Regions from separate parts of the Mus musculus genome. Here region 2 is linked to region 1. Evidence: chromatin loops called from intact Hi-C (ENCODE). Cell type or tissue: left cerebral cortex. All regions are shown on one strand. Links, peaks and the distances in the headings refer to the core of each region. The heading gives the core; the rest is flanking DNA. Region 1 holds the start of Zfp945 (zinc finger protein 945). Region 2 holds the start of Gm9805 (predicted gene 9805).

Region 1 (11,458 bases), core at 3,084-5,583:
ACATCAGGATACATATCCAATATTCCAAACAACACATTCAGTCAACTACTTTACGAATTTATTTTCTGGGAATATATCACAACTACAACATAAATAGAAAAATCAGCACTAGACAACAGTGAAATCATTCACATTTTTCTAAACGATGACATAAAAAATACAGATATTAACAATTTCATAAGTTCCATGATCTTTCACTACAGAATTATTAGCTATTATCTGTAAATAAATGGTATATGTGACAATAGATGTAGATAAGCTATTTTTGATCAAATTAAGTTTTAAACTGAGAATCTTGTATGAATTTTTAATACATTTTTTTTTTGCTCATGAGATTGACTGAATTGAAATTTGAATCTTCCTGTACTGGCTGGTTTTGTGTCAACTTGACACAGCTGGAGTTATCACAGAGAAAGGAGCTTCAGTTGAGGAAATGCCTCCATGAGATCCAACTGTAAGGCATTTTCTCAATTAGTGATCAAGGGGGGAGGTCCCCTTGTGGGTGGGACCATCCCTGGGCTGGTAGTCTTGGTTCTATAAGAGAGCAGGCTGAGCAAGGCAGAGGACGCAAACCAGTAAGGAACATCCCTCCATGGCCTCTGCATCAGCTCCTGCTTCCTGATCTGCTTGAGTTCCAGTCCTGACTTCCTTTGGTGACGAACAGCAGTATGGAAGTGTAAGCCGAATAAACCCTTTCCTCTCCAACTGCTTCTTGGTCATGATGTTTGTGCAGGAATAGAAACCCTGACTAAGACACTTCCAATTCAACTTTATTTTCTTTCCTTCAGTATTTGAGCTCATTTGTCTAACATAATTGTCAGTTACATAGATAAATATTAACTATAATTCTTCCTTTGCTTTTCAAAAACTAGACCACACAAAGTTATATAGTACCTCTGTGACAAATGTGCATTGGAATGTAAAACTACAGCCTGGAGAAATGACTTAGAGGCAAAGGATCTTACTATTTCTCCATAGAATCCTGATTCAATTCTTTCTACACACATGGCAAGTCACTACAATGCTTGACTTCAGCTCCAGTGGTTTGGTGCTGAATACAGGGACCTAGGGGTATAATAGCTCATGCAGTATACATAAAAAATACAGATGAACAGTCTTATACTTAAATAAAATATTATTATAAAGGAAAATAGAAACCTCATTATATTGCTTTGAATTTTCCCCTATATAATATATAGATTCTAAAAGAGGAAAAATACAGGTGAAGTGAGTATTCTTCCTCTTAAAGAAATTAAGAGAATAAATTAAGAAGAACATCTATTTATGGTTGAAAATTGATGGCGTATGCACAGCAATACTCTCTAGACGATTTTTACTAATAGAGTCCACATGATGTAAAGTTGGAGACAATAGTGCTTATGCCAAATCTAAAAAATGAAATAAAGTTAAATAGAGAAAATAATCATCTGTCCTTAATCATCAGAGAAATGCAAATCAAAACAACCCTGAGATTCCATCTCACACCAGTCAGAATGGCTAAGATCAAAAATTGAGGTGACAGCAGATGCTGGCGAGGATGTAGAGAAAGAGGAACACTCCTACATTGTTGGTGGGATTGCAAGCTTGTACAACCACTCTGGATATCAGTTTGGCGGTTCCTCAGAAAATTGGACATAGTACTACCGGAGGATCCTGCAATACCTCTCCTGGGCATATATCCAGAAGATGTCCCAACCGGTAAGAAGGACACATGCTCCACTATGTTCATAGCAGCCTTGTTTATAATAGCCAGAAGCTGGAAAGAACCCAGATGCCCCTCAACAGAGGAATGGATACAAAAAATGTGGTACATTTACACAATGGAGTACTACTCAGCTATTAAAAAGAATGAATTTATGAAATTCCTAGGCAAATGGTTGGACCTGGAGGGCATCATCCTGAGTGAGGTAACACAATCACAAAAGAACTCAAATGATATGTACTCACTGATAAGTGGATATTAGCCCAGAAACTTAGTATACTTGAGATATAAGATACAATTTGCAAAACACATGAAACTGAAGAAGAACGAAGACCAAAGTGTGGACACTTTGCCCCTTCTTAGAATTGGAAACAATCACCCAAGGAAGGAGTTAGAGACAAAGTTTGGAGCTGAGACAAAAGGATGGATCATCTATAGACTGCCATATCCAGGGATCCATCCCATAATTAGCCTCCAAACGATGACACCATTGCATACACTAGCAAGCGTTTGCTGCAAGGACCGTGATATAGCTGTCTCTTGTGAGACTAGGCTGGGGCCTAGCAAACACAGAAGTGGATGCTCACAGTCAGCTATTGGATGGATCACAGGGCCCCCAATGGAGGAGCTAGAGAAAGTATCCAAGGAGCTAAAGAGATCTGCAACCCTGTAGGCGCAACATTATGAACTAACCAGTACCCCGGAGCTCTTGACTCTAGCTGCATATGTATCAAAAGATGGCCTAGTCGGCCATCACTGGAAAGAGAGGCCCATTCGACACGCAAACTGTATATGCCCCAGTACAGGGGAACGCCAGGGCCGAAAAATGGGAATGGGTGGGTAGGGAAGTGGGGGGAAGGATGTGGGGGACTTTTGGGATAGCATTGGAAATGTAATTGAGGAAAATACGTAATAAAAAATATTAAAGAAATAAAAAAATTAAAACTTACCATTGAGCATAGAGCAGGACCTTTCTTGAAATAAATAGATTTCTAGCATCAACCCACCCATGATCACTGTGTAACAAGCATAAGATGCCTAAGAAAGACACCATAATACTGCAACCTTCATCACCTCACAGATAAATCAATGTTATGGAAGAGTAATCAAAATATTCCTTCCATCATCTGTTCCTCTAGGGAGCTGCAATGTTTACTATTAGGATTAAAGACAGATCGTCATACTTATAATTCTACTCTTCCATATATTGTTCAATGATGTCTATATATTTGTGCATCATTCATAAACCTATTTCTAGAAACATGACCATTCCTGAAAAGAAATTTATGTGGCACAAGAGACTTTCCTTCCTCAACAATATACAAGGATACAAGTGTATCATATGTAGAAATCCCCATCAATATATTCTTTGAGCATCATTTAGAATAGACAATTTTCAGAATTCCAGGTCTAAAGTCCATGGAAATTTATGTCCTCACAGTATAAAATCCAGCTTAAATACAATGGGAAAAGGCTGTGCTATATAAGTGAAAGATCTAAAGACATAATTTTGACTATCAGGAAAAAGGGAGAATAAATCATTGAAAATACACTTTAGATAACATTACCAGATGTAAAGAATTAAAGTCTTGAATGAGTTCAATAATAAAAATGACTTTCAAAGAAAGGTGAATAGGACACTGACCTGGGGAGCATTTACCAAAGAAGCTGTCATTCTTCTTATTGCTCTTTTCCAAGTTTCTGTCTCAGGAACAAACATAGGAATTCTTAAAATTTCTTATCAAGGTGCCAAAACTACAAAGCTAAAATTAATGTAACTCTTCTACAAACAATGCCAAGCATAGATGCAAGAACCAAAATGATAACAGAAAACTTGACTACAACTTGAGGGTTTTTTTTTTTTTTCTAACCTCAGCTGCCACCAGGATAATATAGAACACGCATATGTGGCGCGAAACACTATTACTCTGAGTTATTACTGGAAGCTTCTCTTGCAGGGACTGGAGTCATAGCCAAATGGCTGGTGGGTACCTAGGTTAAAACGTAATTTCATTAGTCATCATACTAGAAAACAGTATCTGATTTTTCAGTCACATTTCATAAAATTTCATTTTACCTTGTAGATATAGTACATTTCTTTTCCATGTGTGCCCTGTTGTCTTGAATAAGAAACAGATCCTTTATTTGCCAAATACCATGGTATTTTTTTGTCAAAATAATTGTCATAATATCAAGTTACAGGAACATCATCACCTACAAAGGCTTTACATTCATACCGAGGTAAAAATGTATCTTTCAAATTTATTCATCCAATCCATGTGAACCTGTTTTCTAAGTTACACGCACATCTTTGTGTGAGAATATTGATCACCTAAAATCCTGTTCAACTGTCTGCAGTTAGGTCTCACTGCTTAACTATTCTAATATGCTCAGTTGAGCTCCTGAGGCCTAGATACAATGCTGTACCTTTTCTAGAAAAAAGGAGGTAGAGTCTGAAATGAAGAGTGCATGCAAGCCAGAGGTTTTTTTGGATCAAGCTGGCATGGAGCTCAGAGATCCAACTGCCTCAGCCTCCTCAGTGCGTGTGCACCTCCATTCCCAGCTACACAACAGATTTTAAGTCTAGTTCCATGGGATCCAGTCCTCTACTCTGAACTCTACAGGCATGAGGACTACATAGCACACATGCATATATTTAGGCAAATATACTAACACACATAAATAAAAGGAAAATATAATTTTAATAAAATTTATCTTTTTAAAAATAGTTATATATTGCATCTTCTTTTCTCTCTAAAGCAGGATGATATGATAGTCTCATAATCAGCAAAGGTTCAGGGAATATAAGGTAAACACTTGAGTTCTAGATGCAGGAATGTACATCTAAGAACTCTATGTTGATCTCAAATAGGATACCAGTGTCACATCTCAGATGGTAAATTACAGTGATTAAAACTGTGCTTCCAAATTCTACAGCTGTCAGCCTTGTTTTTTTTTTTTTCCTTGAAACAGTAAGGAGTATAACATCAGTGCATACATAGAACATGACAAACAACACATAGAATGAAATACATTATGCCATCATTTTATAACAATATCTAACAACCATGAAGTAAACAGAAAAGTTAGCATTAATATTATCTAAGTTTTCTAAAAGGTGACAGAGCCACTACAGATAGATAAAAATTTCAGTAATTCCATGAGATTTCACTACAAAATAGTTAGAAATATCTATCTAAATAAATGCATATATGACAATGCATTCAGATGAAGGAGAGTTTCTATGATTGAAACAAATGTACTAAGTTGTGTAGGAATTATACTAACTCTTCATTAATTATGAATATTATTGCTCAATTGGAAATCTGAATCTTTTGATTTCAAGCTCTAATTTTTTCTTCACCTTTTGAGCTCAATCATCTAACATGATTTTAGGTTGCATAGGTAAATATCATTGATGACTCTTCCTTCATTTTTCAATAAAATAGAACTCAGTGTTAAATTCTGGCTCCATTGTGAAAGAGCACCAGAAATTTAAATGTAGGGGCTGGAGTAATCTCTCTAGGGCAAAAGGGTACTCACTGTTTCTGAATAGAAATAATCTAATTCTCTCTACACACAAGGCAACTTATGATTGTGTGTGTCTCCTGTGCCATGGGTTTAATAACTATATCAGGGCTCAATGGGCTTCATAAATAAATACAGTGCACATAAAAAATGCAGATGTATACTCCCACACTTAAATAATATTTTAAAGAAATAACTGGAAGTCTGTCTAATAAAACCTCTCTTGAAATTCTCTACCTATATAAAACATAGCTACAGGGAAAGGAAAAACATGGAGTAGGGTAGCCTTCCACCTCCGAAAGATAAGAAGAGAACAAAGTAATTAGAAGAGACATTAATTAATGCTTTCAAATGGATGGCTTGTGCACTATATCAAGCAGTATCTCTAGAAAATTTGTACTAATATAATCCACATGACACAACATATGTGGGGATGTCAGTGTTACCTTATGCAGGGCTATGGAAAGTCATACATGAATGAATCAGAATTGAAGAAGAAATGATGAGTTCCTAGAAACAAGTGAATAAATCAACCTCCTACATCATATAACTAGAACCCGCATCAAGCAGGTGCTGATACTGAAGCAGGGAGTTTTCTCTAACAGCATCTGAGGACGGGACTATACGGAATTCTCCTTTCCTAAAGCAAACCTTAGGAGATCTGCCTAAAGGAGATTATTACCTAAAACACAAAGAAGAGGAACACTAGAAAGTCATCATACAAAGCTGGCTTTACTTCAATGCCCAAAGCGGAGGAGCTCAAACCACTGTATGCAAAAAAAAAAAAAAAAGACAGACCAGCTTTTAGGATCTACATAGACATGGTCTCTATATTACACAGAAATGGAAGCAAAGGTGAGTTCGCATCAAGAATGCAAGACTATTTTAACACCTACGAACTAATCAATGTCAGACTCTAAAGATGTAAAGTCAGTGAGAAAAGAAAAATGACTATGTCAAGAGACACATGAAAGCTCTGTAATAATGCGACATTTGCTGAATATAAAAGCCCTCAAGAATGTGAGAACAGATGAAACATACGTCAGGAACAGAGGCACAGCTAATGCAAAGAGTATAAAACAAAGGACAAGTGGAATTACTGTGCTCTAATCAGAACTAACTCAGAGCATACTCAGTACACAATTCAAGGTCGGAGACATGCTTAAAGAGGACAATATAAGATAGGCAGAAAAAAGTCGACCTTCTTGAGAGAAAAAAACAAAACAAACAAACACCTCAGATTAGACTATTCACACTGTCTACAAATGTCTTGGACAGCCTGGTGGTTGCATTCATGGTGTCAAAAACTGCTCTGCAGACTGGGGCTGGGGACAGAGGTATCAATGTCCATACCCAGCTATAGATCCTGTGTGCTCCAATCTCAATCTGCCATGCAAGGCCATGTCCACTGGTACCATAGTGCTAAGATAACTTGTGGGTACAGAAGGCTTTCTGGTTCAATCTGAGGCCAACTCCATATGGGGGATGGAGTGTATGTGTGTGAAATACATGGGTTATAGTGGAAACCTCAGGCCCTAGAAGAAAATTCACTTCTGACATTTGCTACATGTTCAAATAGCTTGGTCACATAGATAGCTTGGTGCTGCTTTCAGTCTATGTCAGAGAAACTTGTTAATGGGCAACAGTTAATTCAGAGATCCATAGCTAATTAAATACTGAAAAAAACTGTTCACTGTACAACCTATAAGGAAAAATCCATTTTAAAACATCTAATATTATTCTCAATGAAAATTTCCTGAATGCTTAATGAAATAGAATCTGGAAAAACCAATGTCACATTCTCTTTTTATTGTCACTTAAGGCCCACCTCACCCCTTGTTCAGTTCCTCTAACATACCTGGATTCTTTACTATAGTCTCCTCTCTCTTCACCATCCAGGGTTCTTAGTTGATTCACTGGTGAGCAGATCTGGCTGAGCAGTGGGGACCTGCATGTGGAGAAGAGAGTCTTCAGAAAGCACCTGGAACTTTTCATGCCACAAAAATGAAAGATGCTGACACCTCCCAAGAGGATAAACATGAAGGAAAGAGAAAATAACATGAAAAAATGTCTCTTTTCTCTGAGGATTTTACTCTGTTCTATGAGGTGTGAGACTCATTCACACACAGTTCACACATATGCCGAAGAGTCCTTTTCCCAGGAACCCCAAGGAAGACTCCAAGAAAACTACTGTGACTCACAGAATCCAAACTGATGCACTTTTCCAAAAGGAGGTCTCTGAAAAAAAGCCCTGACTGCAGGGTCTAGGTAAGAAGTCCATAGTCACAGAATTCAATATCAACAGACCATGAAATAATGAACAGTTTGGCCACATGTGCTTTTCTTGAACTAAGGAGACACGTTTCTGATGTAAGTGAGCAATCATAATTATTCAAAAAGGGCTTTCTAATTTTATTTAATTTAGAGTGAGTTTTCTATCTATAACAATAAGGTGGCTTGACATTGCCCTTCCACAGCATGCATGCTGGTCTGGCCTTGTTAGATATCAAAGGAGCTTAGGAAAAATGGCTAACTGAGGTGCCTATTAATATATCATAGTGGACATCTTTGGATAACTGTTTCCTTGGCACCTGTTTCCTCTCTTGGGAGCCTCCTATTCCCTAACTCCCCCTTTCAACCCCCCAAGTCACGGCCAGGTTAAGTTTGGACCCTTCCAGATACCTCTGTTCTCTCATACTGTGAAGCCCAAAATTAACATGTAAGCACTACCTACCCAAGAACCAAATAACTTCCTAAAATGCTGGGAGTTGTAGTTCTTGGAAAAGTAACAAACTCTCATGGGAATGTATGCAGGTTTGTCTTTATAAACTCCTGTAGCATGAGGCCAAAGTCCATAGCTTGGTCAGTATTTAATATTTAATAATACTTGCCCAAATGGTGGTACTGATTTGTCTCAGGCAAATCTCAGGATTAACATAACTTACAATAAATTTTCTCCTCAACCATACCTTAGAGCAGTCACGTCCTCAGTTTTCAGTTGTAACTCAACATATAAAGACACATTTCTGACTGCAGTATTTACATCACAGAGTGTGCACATCTAAGATGGAAACCAAAACCAAAACCAAAGCAAAACGGGGAGTAAAGCTTTGCCCAGTAATATTTAAAGTTCACAGCTCTAACTATGGTGCTTAGTCATGTATATTTTCTGACTCAATCAAATCTCAACTGGTTCTTCAGATGACTAATATCTGCAAAACTCTCCGAGGATGCCCATTCTCCGGGCCAATGGCCACTCTCTTGAATAGGAAATGGTGGAACAGGGGTGTTAAGAAAGCATGAGTGAATTTGAATTCGAGGAGCTTTGTAACTGCTGGAGCAAAGAGAGCTCTGCGTGCGAACTGCAGATTCTGCAAATGCTCTACGAGATTATTTTCGGAAAATATTCTGGCAACCATAAGATAAACGAAAACATCACGATAAACCCCCAGTTCATAGGATCTCAAACTTCCCGACAACGCTAAGATAACCATGGCAGAATTATGAAAGCGGCGTCCTTAAGAGCCGCGGAGGAAAACACACCCCTGCTTCTCCGCTCCCACCCTTTTCCCAGCCCCCCAGCCCCTCTGACCTGGGAGGTTCCCGCTGCCGGGCTGCTGACGCTTCCAAAATGCTCCCAGAGGCACCTGAGTCTTAAGGAAGTTTTCGGGTACCCTAATACACGGCCGGGTTCTTCCAACCCCACTTCCAGACCGTGCGGCTCCCTGAGTTCTTCAGGGAAAGGTGGAATTTCCTGTCACTCACGCTTGTTTTCTTAGAGAAGCTCCTCCTGTACCCGCCCAACATAGCCCACTTCCGGTTATGCGATTCCTTTAAACCCGCTTACTATAGGCCTGTTTTACTTTAATTTACTTTACTTCCCAGCTGGTTTTGTTTTGCCCCACCCCCACCCCCCTAAATCATCTGCTCAGACAGGGGTGTCCACCCATCAGGAACAGCTCCTCCCACTCAGTTTTGGGCAGCCTGCCACACAGCTCCAGCTGCCAGACCTGGACTTGCTCTTTGCTCTCATCATCCCCTATACTTGTTGCCAGGCTTGACCAGAATTGGATCAAATAGGATGATGCACCCAGTATCTGACCTCCAACATGGGTTCTGATCCCATCAGATATGTTATTCTAACTTCCCCTCCTTGGAATACCAGCACACACACACACACACACACACACACACACACAGAGGAGTAAATTCTGATGCTCACTCAGATCCTTTTCCCAAAACAAAATAAAACAAAAATTGAACGTTGTTGCCTCTAAACACTAATCATATCTGTATCCCCTAAGGAAAGGAGCTTAAATATCCAATATACAGAACTGAAAACCAGAGTCATGTTCAAGAAGGTCAAAGTTTGTAAAGTATGTTAATAAACTCAAAATAGGAACAAAATGGTTGTGGGCAACAAAACAATAGCAAATGCCTGAAGGAAGTAGTGACAATATAGAATATGCAAACTGAATTTAATAAGTAGTGCACACTGTAATTCCCCACTCCCTACAATTCTGGCCCATACTTCCAACTAATCTCCTTCTCTCTCTCTCTCTCTCTCACTCTCTCTCTCTCTCTCTTTCTCATATTCATTTCGATTCATTTTGTTTTGTGACCCATCATGATTAATCAGGATCATCTGTGAGACACTGGTTTTGGAACTATGTTTTGGAACCTGCTGGTCTCAGCAGATGAGACACAACTAAGCACAGTGATTTCCCCTTCTCCTAAAACTGACTTATTGCCACAGTCAGGGTGGGGTCCTGTGACCCTCTCCTCTTTGGAGACTGATTGTAGCTAGGGTTAGTCTTGAGTGAGGTCAGTGCAGGTAAATACAGGTGCTCTGAGTCACTGACTACAATAGTTGTATGGAATCTGGAGAATGACATGTTATGGCCATCTCATCTTTTCTCCTTACTTCTTTCTCCTTCCTCTTCCTTAATATTCCCAGAGCTATAGATGGCATGATGTAACTGACTTGTTTATGATTGTGCCCATATACATTGCTTATTTTCTGCATATTTGACAGCCTCATCTTTCTGCATTATCACTGAATTTTCATACGGAATTTTTGTCCTTTAAGGAAAGGAAGGAAGGAAGGAAAGAAGGAAGGAAGGAAGGAAGGAAGGAAGGAAGGAAGGAAGGAAGGAAGAGAGAAATAGCCCGTTTAGCATCCTCCCAGATATTTTTTTTAAACTACCAAAAGGACAATTTGTTTGTAGATGTTTTCCTGATTGTTCTCTATAATTCTCTGTGTACACCTATATGTGCCTGCATAGGCTGGGGAAAAGATACTCTAGAATTATCCTAGTCTCTTTACAGAGTCTAGCTAAGAAATAGACTTTTCATGATTATAATGAGGACCATATTTCTCTGGTGTGTTTTGAGGTTCAAACTCTGCTGTCATGATCATAACAGGTTAAAAGGCATCCTAGCTCTGCAAGTAGGTGGGAGCTCAGAAACACAAACCTAGAGCTAAAGGTCTGTCCTGAAGTCTCAGGGTTCTGAGCCCATGGGCACCTTTCAAATGACAGGGCTAACTGTTTCACACTGTGGTGAGTTTTATTGTTTCCCAGCTTATGTTTATGCAAAACAAACAAGCAAACAAAAATGTCACTAGCTAATAGATTCTGCATATGTGAATGGATTAAACACTTTAGTGATTAATAGAGCATCCAAGTCGAGTTAAGGAAGGAAATGAAAGCCTTTTCTCTAGGAGTTATTTGACTACCAGTAAGTCCACATTTGAGTTTTCTACTTCATGCTTCCTGTGCCTCCAACCTCTGTCTATTGCATGAGTTTGAACATATGCCAGCCTGAAGGCTGTCTTATGAATGTATCCCCATGTCTCCCTTCTGTCTCTGTGTATGCATCTTTTTGTTATCACTATGTCTGTCCCTAACAAAGAGTTTTGCTGTCTTTATTGAATAGCATTGAAAGCATCACATGGGGAAGGAATGGGACATTTTGCAGAAATCTTTAAGGGAGTTTTACAAGGGATTAGGTTACAGGCTCCAACTGACCTCAGATGATCAAGATAACAAACAGTATTACAAGCATCACTGTTTATCAGCCATTATCCATAAATGCATGTTCATTTTAGAAGTTTACTTTCAGCCTCTGTATTTGATGTTTTCAGCAAGTGATATACATGCTCATAGAATATAAGATATATTTTCATAATATTGCATTGCCACACTTATGGTTCTGCCAATGGGTAAG
Region 2 (11,458 bases), core at 4,630-7,129, 190 kb before region 1:
TAGCCAGAAGCTGGAAAGAACCCAGATGCCCCTCAACAGAGGAATGGATACAGAAAATGTGGTACATTTATACAATGGAATACTACTCAGCTATTAAAAAAATGAATTTATGAAATTCCTAGGCAAATTGATGGACCTGGAGGGTACCATCCTGAGTGAAGTAACCCAATCACAAAGGAACTAGCACAATATGTACTCACTGATAAGTGGATATTAGCCCAGAAACTTAGGATACCCAAGATATAAGATACAACTTGCCAAACGTATGAAATTCAAGAAGAACGAAGACCAAAGTGTGGACACTTTACCCTTTCTTAGAAATGGGAACAAAACACCCATGGAAGGAGTTACAGAGATAAAATTTGGAGCTGTGACGAAAGGATGGACCATCTAGTGATTGCCATATGCAGGGATCCATCCCATAATCAGCTTCCAAATGCTGACACCATTGCATACACTAGCAAGATTTTGCTGAAAGGATCCAGATATAGCTCTCTCTTGTGAGACTATGCCGGGGCCTAGCAAACACAGAAGTGGATGATCACAGTCAGCTATTGGATGGGTCACACGGCCCCCAACGGAGGAGCTAGAGAAATTACCCAAGGAGCTAAAGGGAACTGCAACCCTATAGGTGGAACAACAATATGAACTAACCAGTACCCGGGAGCTCTTGTCTTTAGCTGCATATGTATCAAAAGATGACCTAGTCGGCCATCACTGCAAAGAGAGGCCCATTGGACTTGCAAACTTTATATGCCCCAGTACAAGGGACGCCAGGGCCAAAAAGTGGGAGTGGGGGGTAGGGGATTGGGGGGGGTGGGTATGGGGGACCTTTGGGATAGCATTGAAAATGTAAACGAGGAAAATCCTAATTAAAAAAAAAAGAATAAAAAAAATGTTCAACTTCCTTAGTCATGAGGGAAATGCAAATCAAAACAACCCTGAGATTCCACCTCACACCGGTCACAGTGGATAAGATCAAAAACTCAGGTGACAGCAGATGCTGGCAAGGATATGAAGAAAGAGGAACACTCCTCCATTGCTAGTGAGATTGCAAGCTAGTACAACCACTCTGGAAATCAGTTTGGCAGTTCCTCAGAAAATTGGACATAGTATTACCAGAAGATCCTGCAATACCTCTCCTGGGCATATACCCAGAAGATGCTCTAACTTGTAATAAGGACACATGATCCACTATGTTCATAGCAGCCTTATTTATAACAGCCAGAAACTGGAAAGAACCAGTTGTCCCTCACAGAGAAATGGATACAGAAAATGTGGTACATTTGCACACTGGAGTACTACTCAACTATTAAAAACAATGAATTTATGAAACTTTTAGACAAATGGATGGATCTGGAGGATATCATCCTAAGTGTGGTAACCCAATCATAAAAGAACACACGTGATATGCACTCAGTGATAAGTGGATTTTAGCCCAGAAGCTCAGAATAGCCAAGATACAATTCGAAAAACACATGAAACTCAACAAGAAGGAAGACCAAAGTGTGGATAATTTGATCCTTCTTAGAAGGGGGAACAATACCAGAGCAGAGACTAAAGGAATGACCATCCAGAGACTTCCTCACCTGGGGATCCATCCCATAAACAACCACCAAACCCAGACACTATTGCAGATGCCAGCAAGAGCTTGCTGACAGGAGCCTGATAAAGCTGTCTCCTGAGAGGCTCTGCCAGTGCCTGACAAATAGAGAAGTGGATGCTCACAGCCAACCATTGAACAGAGCACAGGGTCCATAATGAAGGAGCTAGAGAAAGTACGCAAGGAGTTGAAGGGGTTTGCAGCCCCATAGGAGGAACAACAATATGAACTAACCAGTACACCCAAAGCTCCCATGGGACTAAACCACCAACCAAAGAAAACACATGGTGGGACTCATGGCTCCAGCTGCATATGTAGCAGAGGATGGCCTAGTTGGTCATCAATGGGAAGAGAGGCCCTTGGTCCTGTGAAGGTTCTATGCCCCAATATAGGGGAATGCCAGGGCCAAAAAATGGGAGTGGGTGTGTTAAGGAGCAGAGGGAGGGGGAGGGGAGAGGGGGTTTTGGAGGGGAAACTAGGAAAGGGATAACATTTGAAATGTAAATAAAGAAAATACCTAATTTAAAAAAAGAATAGTCAAGTAGATAGATGGATGGTTAATTAATTGAATTAATTAATAGAAAAGATACAGTCTCTGCCCTTGAGACTCTTACTATCTGGTTGAATAGGTCTCTTTGCATAGATTAGTGTAAGAACAACACATTTTTCAAAAGATTTGAAGTCTGATGTGGGGGAGCGAGGTGGCTCAGCTGTTAAGAGCACTGTCTACTCTTCCAGAGGACTTGGGTTCAATCCAGTCACCCACATGGCATCTCACAGTTCACAATCATCTAAGACTCCAGTCCCAGGGGATCCTTTCAGCTCTTATGGCCTCCAAAGACACCAGGAATGCATGTGGAGCACATAAATGCATACAGGCAAAACATTCTGCACATAAGCACAAAATAAAATAACTGAATAAAATAAAAGACATTTTTCTTTAACACCCAGCCAGAAAAAAAAAAAAAAGAAAATTGGACATAGTTTTACCTGAGGACCCAGCTAAACCACTCCTGGGCATATACCTAGAAGATGCTTCAACATGTAATAAGAACACATGCTCCACTCTGTTCATAGCAGCCTTACTTATAATATCCAGAAGTTGGAAAGAACCCAGATGTCCTTCAACAGAGGAATGGATACAGAAAATGTGGTACATTTACACAACGGAGTACTACTCAGCTATTAAAAACAATGATTCATGGAGTTATTAGGCAAATGGATGGAACTAGAAAATATCATTCTGACTGAGGTAAACCAATAATAAAAGAACACACATGGTATGTACTCACTGATGAGTGGATATTAGCCCAGAAGTTCGGAATACCCAAGATACAATTAACAGACCACATGAAGTTCATGAAGAAAGAATACCACAATTTGGATACTTCAGTCCTTCTTAGAAGTGGGAACAAAATACTCATTGATGGAAATACAGAGACAAAATTTGGAGCAAAGACTGAAAGAAAGGCCATCCAGTGACTGTCCCACCTGGGGATCCATCCCATATATCCTTACCAAACCCAGACACTATTGTGGATGTCAACAAGAGCTTACTGACAGGAGCCTAATATAGCTCTCTCCTGAGAGGCTCTGACAAATACAGAAGTGGGTGTTCACAGCCATCCATTGGATTGAGCACAGGGTCCCCAGTGGAGAAGCTAGAGAAAGGACACAAGGAGCTGAAGGGTTTTGTAGTTCTGTAGGAGGAACAATATGAACCAACCTTTTCCTCTAGAACTCCCAGAGACTAAACCACCAACCAAAGGATACACATGGAGGGACCCATGTCTCCAGTTGCATATGTAGCAGAGGATGGCCTTTTGGGATCATCAGCAAGAGGAGAGGCCCTTCTTGTGAAGGCCTGAGGCCCCAATGTAGGGAATGCCAGGACAGGGAAGTGGGATTGGGTGGGTCAGTGAGCAATGGGGGGAATGGGTTGGGGGGGGGGGGTGGGTTCAGAGTGGAAATGTGGAAAGGGATAAAATTTGCAATGTGAGTAAAGAAATATCTAATAAAAAATTTAAAAGTATAAAAAATTAATAAATATAACTCACTATACTACAATCTGGAAAAAAAAAAGACATGGTCATCTCACTACCTGCAGAAATGGCCTTTGACAAAATTGGGCATTCCTTCTCTGTAAAAGTCCTGTACAGATAAATGATATGAGGGAAATACCTAAACACAATACAGGCAGCTTACATCAAGCCTAGATCGATGATCAAGTTAAATGGAAAGAAACTCAAAGCAATTCCACTAAAATTAGGAACAAACTGAGGACATCCACTCTCTCCATATCTATTTAATAAAATAATTGAAGTGTTTTCTAGAGCAGTAAGACGATATTAAGATATTAAGAAGTTACAAATTACATTGGAAAGGAAGAAGTCAAAATACCCTTATTTCTAAATGAAATGATAATGTACATGTGACATAAAATTTTCTATCAGGGAAATTATATAACCCACAAGCCCTTTCCCCAAAATAGCTGAGTACAAAATTAATGCACAAAAATCAATAGACTTACTATACATGAAAAACAGACTAAGGGAATAAATCAGAAAAATCATATCACAATAGCTTCAAAAATATAAAGTATGTTGGTATTAACTTCATGCTGTTGAGGTTTAGTGTTTTGTTTATATTATAATGCTAAATAGTCGGCCCAGACCTCATTGCCTCTATGGATCAGAGAGTCTGCAGTTACCCAAGGGAAGCTCTGAAACCTTGCTCCCAAGTTATCCCTGACTGGAGAATAAAGGTGCCTAAGCCAATAGCTGGGCAGAAGAGAGATAGGCTTGGTGGGTGGGGAGGGGAATCAAAGAAGAACCATGGTTAAAAAAAAAGAAGGTGGAGGCTGAGGAAGCCATCATGGGTATTAGAAGTCTTAGAATAGTGGGTATATTGGCTGGCTAATTGGAGTTAAAAGCATCCAAGAGGAAACATGGCAAAATAAAATGGGATTAATAGCTGTGAAATAGACATTATCACAGCATATAGGACAGATATCTTCCCAGCTCTAGTGTTGATACATGCTTATTATAAAAATTGTATATGCCTTTTATCTGGGAACTGACGAATTAGAGGCCAGGTAGGAATCACGATTGGGATTAAATATTTTGCCCAACACTGCAGAAGCAAGTCAAAGACTTGAATAATAGCAAGTCTTTGAAGAAAAAATTGAAGATATTAGAATGTAAAATGATCTCCCCTGCTCATGGATCAGGAAGATTAACATTGTAAAACTGGCTATCCCACCAAAAGGAATCTACACATTCAATGCATTCCTTAGCCAAATTTCAGCTTATATATTACAGACAAGAGTGATAATGTGATGTGCCAGGCACTAATGCCCCTTTTCTTAAAAATTCATGCATTTCTATGCCCATTTTCTTTACCATCCTGATCCTGAACATGAATTCCCCATGCCTGGAATTTTACCTATTAAAAACTCATGACAGCATTTTATTTTTCTTGGCTATCAAAATTCTGTTGTGCTATCACTATATTTTCACTTACACAAACTGGGTCTTGTGCTGATCTTTCCAATCATATTATAGTTTTTAGGCTACAGAGAAATATTCTTGGAAAGCATTGGCATTATCTACTTTCTTTGCTATTGTAGACACAACAAGGTCCCTGGAATTTAACTTTATCCATGCTTTCCACCTGCCTTGATCTACTGCTTGCTCTTTCTACAGAGTGACCTTTGTCCCTGGAGCTCCCCAGAGAGCTTGCACAGCTCCCCTCTTACCATTCTCAGTTCCACCCCCCCCCCCGATTTTTTTTTAAGTCTACATTAACATTAGTCCTTCTTGTGTTTTATGTATGTTTTGAGACAGGTTTTGGGAGGGAGCTAGCCTTTTTTACTTATTTTTAGCGTTATGTATTTAAAATGGAACAAAAGAAGTCGGAACTCAGGCTGTTGGTTGTGTTTTCAGCCCAGGAGGCTTGTATTCCAAATATAAGAAGTGAGGCTGCCTATCGATTATTTGAGGGTTTAAGAGCTCACTATCACACATCAGGGTAGAACATCTTACCAGATTCAGTTCTGGCCTGGCTGGCAGAAAGCTTGGGGGGGGGGGGGGGGGGGGGGAGGCTGTGCAGAGCAGGTCCAGGGCAGCCCGGCAGGTGGTGGTGTATGGCAGGCAGCCTGAGACTGAGTGGGAAGGACCCAATTCCCTGGAGCAGGTTGAGGATAAGATAAGGGACCAGATCAAGAGAGTGGCAGCAGAAAACAAAAACAAAAACCAAACAAACAAACAAACAAAAAAACAAAAGGGTGAGTGGATAGTACAAAAATAATTAAGAAAGAGAATACGCCTGGAAAGGGGAACCACGTGGCCGGACCCGGGCTGTGGTGGGCGGGTCTAGGAGAGGGGCTCCAACGGTCCAGGCCAGAGTGACAGGAAAATCCACCATTCCTCTTGCTCAGTGAGTGGTCCCTAAACCCTAACTACAGGTACTAGTTCTCTCTGGATCGGAAAAGTCACCTCAGATGCAGTTCCCTGGTTGTGGCCCTGGGAGAGAGAGCCATCAGCAGCACAGCTGCAGGAATATAAGCCCGGGGACCCTGGAACCTCCCAGGTCAGAGGAGTTGCGGGGCTGGGAAACGGGCGGGATCGGTACAGGGCGGGTGTTTTCCCCAGCTGCTCTTAAGGACGTGCTCTCACAATTCTGTTGTGGATATCCTACCATTGTCGGGAAGTTGGAATCCTAAAAACTGGGGTTTATCGTGTTTTGTGGTTTTTGTTTTGTTATTTTTTTGTCGTCCCACCCCCCATTTATCCTACACTTCCGGAACATTCAGTCATAAAATAACTGGTAAAAAAAAAAAAAATCTGGTAGAGCAGTTGCATTATCTGCTGTTTGCCTTTGTATGCAAATCTCCTGGAACGTTAATTCATTCATGTCTTCTAATTCCCTTCTTTTACTAATTGCTTATTCAACAAAATTGCCTTTGGTCTTGGTTAAGAGGAATCCACAGACATACTTTTGTATATAATAATTATATGAGGAAACTACAGAGTTTATTTTATTTTATTTTATTTTATTTTATTTTATTTTATTTTATTTTATTTTATTTTATTTTATTTTGAGACAGGGGTTTCTCTGTGTAGACTTGGAACTCACTCTGTAGACCAGGCTGGCCTCGAACTCAGAAACTGACTTGCCTCTGCCTCCCAAGTACTGGGATTAAAGTTGTGCGTCACCACGCCCGGCCTATAGATTTTATTTAACCAGAAAATGTACTTTATCTAGCGTAACAGTTATTGATGTAAACATTAACATTTATAGGCAGACTTTTTAGTGGCTATGAATTTTTAATCAGAGTTGTATGCAATTTAGGATGGAAGTAAAACATTCAGAAACGTGTCTTCATATGCTGAGTATTTATGCTATACTTAGGTCCACACAAACACAGTACTGCCAAGTGAGTGTATCAGACCACACTATTTGTAGAATTAGAAAACCCACAGTAGATTAAAATAAAGTTTTACAAAGGATGTTTAAAATAATTATAATCACCTTTACCACAAATTGGCTCATTGCTTGAAGAAAAGCCCTCTGCCCTTACACATATAGCCAAACAGTTTTTTGTTTTGTTTTGTTTGTTTGGTTGGTTGGTTGGTTGCTTGGTTGGTTGTTTTGTTTTTAATTTCATGGTATGTTAACATACAGTGCTGTGATCATGGACTTCTCGTAGGAGGAGTTGGGAATGCCTAGACCCTGCTGACAGGGCTTTTTGCAGAGATCTCCCTTTGGACAAGTGCAACAGTCTGGTTTCTGTGGGTGACAATGGTTTTCTTGCAGTCTCCCCAGCTCCTCCCCAGGATTCCTGGGAGAATGACTCTGCTTGTGTCTGAGCTCTGTGTGAGTGAGTCTCACATCTTACAGAGTACATTCAAATCCTTACAGGAAAGGAGACAGTTTTAGTTGTGATATTTTCTCTCTTCCTCATATTTATCTGTTTGGAGGCGTCATATATTTTTGTTGCACGGAAATTTCTGGGTGCTTTCTGAAGACTCTTTGCCATATGCAGGTGTCCCACTCCTCAGGCTGGCCTGCTCACCTGTGAGTCTGAACCAAGAGCCCTGGGTGGTGAAGAGAAGAAGGTGTAGCAAAGGATCCAGGCATGTTAGAGAGAATGAGGAAGCCTTGGGCGTGGGCAGGCTCAACTGACAGTGGGAAGAGGACATGGAATTGGTTTCCACAGATTGTATTTCATTTCAGTTGTTTCTAAATAACTGTACTGAGACTAATGTCAGAATATTCCCAGTGTAGGTATTAGAGGACTCTGTGTATGAATAGATACACAGAGGCAAATGTAATTTAATTGGTTTGTATGTGAGGATGTTGTCCCCCTCCCATTCACATCACTGATCATATCTTCTTACCAATATTAAATATTTTCATTGTTGTAACTCTAATGTAATGTTTGATCAGAACAATTGATGCCTCTTGGTTCTTCCTGCTCTTACAGTTTTGGCACACTTAGGTCCTTTAAGTTGTTTTACTTTGGATGCTTAATTTCTCCATTTCCTAAAATTATTCCAGCAGGTTTTTGAAAAGATTTGTTTAATATCTCTGCATAGTATTAAACTCAGTCTACATTTCCTTTCCATTAATATCTGCTTTCATCTGTCTTCCTGTCAGCTGTCAATGTTTTGCCCTGCCGTAATTTTAATATATTTTGAAATCACCCTTTGGGTTTATCCTTCTCTCATAATTATTAAAATTCTCTTTTGTTTCTCATTTTATGAATATACAGAAGAAATTCTCTATATTTCAAAATGTCAGTATGATTTTGTAAGGAGGCTGTACACAGCAGGTCCAAACAGCCTGAGGCTATATGGCAGCCTGCCTGATTCTGAGTGGGAAGGACTAGTGGGGGTGGAAATATTATCAGCACCAGGAGGGTGAAGGGGAAAGAAAGTAGCTAGATGGACTCTGTGAAGGTGATTAAGGAAGTGAATGTCCTGGCCTGAAAGAGTTTAGAGCTTTGATATTTCTGGAACCTGGCTGTGATGGGCAGTTCTAGGAGAGCTGCTCCAAAGATCTAGGTCAGAGTGACAGGACAATCCACCAATCCCTTCACTACCCGAGGGAGCCTTGCATTCCCTAACCATAGACAAGAGTCACCTGTCAGCAGAGCAGAGGCAGGAACCAAAGCCCAGGGGCCCTGGAACCTCCTGTGTCAGAGGAGCTGAGAGGCTGAGAAAGGGGTGGAAGAGGAGCAGGGGGTGTGTTTTTCAGCAGCTGCTTTTAAGGATGGACGCCTCTCTTAAAATTCTGTTGTGGCTATATATCATTGTTGGTAAGTTGGAGATCCTATTGAACTTGGGCTTATCGTGATTTGTTCCATTTATCATATGGTTTCCATTTGTTCCATTGTCTCATAGGTCATTTGCAGTATGTGTAGTTTGCACAAGGGGCACTCTTGGCTACAGCAATTACAAAGCTCAAATTCAACTTCATCCATGCATTCTTACTTCCCTGAACCACCATTTGACTATTCAAGAGAATTCCCTTTGGCCTGGGAAATAGGGATCCTCAACTTTGTAGACAATAGTAATCTCTAAGGAACCAGTGTAGTTTTGGTTGAATCAGAAAGGAAGGGTCCAGCGTGAATCTGGCCATGAATAGAGAGGGGACTTGGAGGTGGATTGTGAGAGAAAGGAGGAGAAGGGAAGAGGAGAGGCAAGAGAAGAAGTAGGAGCCAAGAAAGCACATAGCCAAAGATGTACTCTTTGATATTATTTGATTTTGCACCCCATGAAAATATACTGAGGTGAATATTTTACATATCAAAGCAGACCTGACCTTCAGGTTCTTCAGCATCTTTCAATCCCTACCTGGTAACCCTTGCCTCCATCTCCTCCTCTCCCCCCTCCCCCCTCCCCCAGCCCCAAACTTTCCAGCCCTTGAGCTTGGTTGCTCTTCCCCCAGAGACTTTTCCCTACATAATCCAGACATTTAGTTCAATCTCCGCCCCCTTTCTCTCTTTCTCTTCTCTTTTCTCTCTGTGTCCCTCCTTTTACTCCCCCCCCCCACCTCGCATTGGGCACTCTCATGGCCTCAATCCTTTGTCCCAGTGAACTTGCCCAAGACCAGCTTCCCAATAAACCTGCCTTTACTATATTCTAATCTGGCTTGAATTGGCTCACTTCTCTGTAGGAGAAATAATGTATCAGATATATTAATGGGCACTAGAGTAAGCCATTTATCTGGAGTTTCTTTGAGACCTAATAAGGTCTTGGCCAGCCCAGTATACATGCTGTGAGAGGATAATATCTGGCCAAGCTATTTTTTTATAGCTAGAAAACTTACTATATGTTAACAAAATTAAAAGGCAGTTTTGAATAATTATGATTGTTCACTTACATCAGAAAAATGTATTTGGTTCAAGAAAAGCACTGTATCCATGCACTTGTGACCAGACTGCTGTGTTTTTATTTCATAATTTGTTGACATTGAGTTTTGTGACTGTGGATTTCTTGTAGGAGTGGGAATTCTTAGACCCAGCAGTCAGAGCTTTTTTCAGAAACCTTTTGGAGAAGTGCAACAGTCTGGATTCTGTGTCAGAAACTTTTTCTTTTTTTTTGTCTTCCTTGCTCTTCTTCAGAGTTCCTGGGAAAACAACTATGCATGTGCGTGAACTCTCTGTGAATGAATCAAACATCTCATAGAGTAAAGTGAAATCCTCAGAGAAAAAGAGACATTTATTATGGTATTTTTCTCTATCCTTCATTTTTATTCTTTTGTCAAGTGTGAGCATCTTTCATTTTTGTTCCCTGAAGTGTTCCAGGTGCTTTCTGAAGAATCTCCTTCCCACATGCAGGTCTCCCACTGCTCAGCCAGATCTGCTCACCTGTGAATGAGAACTAAGAGCCTTGGAGGATGAAGAGAGGAGACTGTAGCCAAGGATTGAGCAAAGGGTGGGGTAGGTCTCAAGTGACAGTACAAAGAGGACATGCAATTGTTTTTTGCCAGTTCCTCTTTAGTTCTTGATTCTATAAAATTTCACTGAGAATAATATCATATGTGGTAATTTTGGATTTCCAGTTATAGGTTGTACTGTAAGAAGTCAGCTATTCTCAGTACTTGGTTAGTTTGGAGTCTCTGAAATGACTGTTGCCCATTAAAACTAAAATTTGTTTGATCCGGACTGAAAGCAGCATCAGGGTATAGGTGTGAACGGAGACTTTAGAACATGTAGCAAGTGTCAGTAATGGGTTCCCTTCTAAGGCCTATGATATTCCTTATTATTGGCGTTTGGCCAGGTTCCCAGTATAGGCCGTGATTTTTTTTTCTTTTCTCCTTTCTGTACAGCTAGCCTTAGATTACACCAGAAAACCTTCTGTTACCCAGAAAATAAGATTGCCAGTATGACACTGACAGGTAGGTTTGACTGCCTGATTGGGATTGTAGCACGTGGGACCTAAATCAGAACACAAATGTCTTATGCTCTAATATCAACAATGGACCTCATAAAATTGAAAAGGACACTGTCAATTTTTTGACAGTAATTTTTTGGGAGAGGGTAACTTCAAATAGCCCCAAAGCAAGATACTTCAATTTTTAAAAAGAACAAATTGAATTCTCGGTCATATAGTTAAAAGGACATCAAATTCTGGATACCCTACATTCTGTACTGATGGAAATAAATCAGGGAAGGCAGGCTATCAATCAAAGTATTCCAAGGGCTACTAGAGGGACAGATGTTCACATATCTAATTGGTGTTTAACTGATTGTTTTAAATTTGTTAATTTTTCCCTATTTTAAGGCCACTGTTCAACCCAGATGAACAGATGAATCCTTGATCTATTCCAGTCAGGGAATAAGATATT

The links. Peaks named below come from ENCODE experiments on the same cell type or tissue, not always from the same donor. Only the 100,000 strongest peaks of a DNase experiment are listed, where the experiment ranks them.
Region 2: a loop joins it to region 1, with 7 times the contacts of the local background. A loop is called at or near these places in 2 of 42 quality-filtered maps.

Annotation. Positions count from the first base shown.
Region 1 is chr17:22,858,159-22,869,616 of GRCm38, forward strand. It overlaps Zfp945 (zinc finger protein 945), which reads right to left and starts at 8,976. Exons shown (of 5, transcript NM_001110254.1): 1 at 8,823-8,976; 2 at 7,089-7,178; 3 at 3,348-3,403. The coding sequence starts at 7,125. It also overlaps the pseudogene Gm32892. In left cerebral cortex, for the core only: no CTCF peak of the experiment used is centred there; no DNase peak of the experiment used is centred there.
Region 2 is chr17:22,668,332-22,679,789 of GRCm38, forward strand. It overlaps Gm9805 (predicted gene 9805), which reads left to right and starts at 6,036. Exons shown (of 5, transcript NM_001377043.1): 1 at 6,036-6,193. In left cerebral cortex, for the core only: no CTCF peak of the experiment used is centred there; a DNase peak (open chromatin) is centred at 6,052; H3K4me3 peaks cover 294 bases.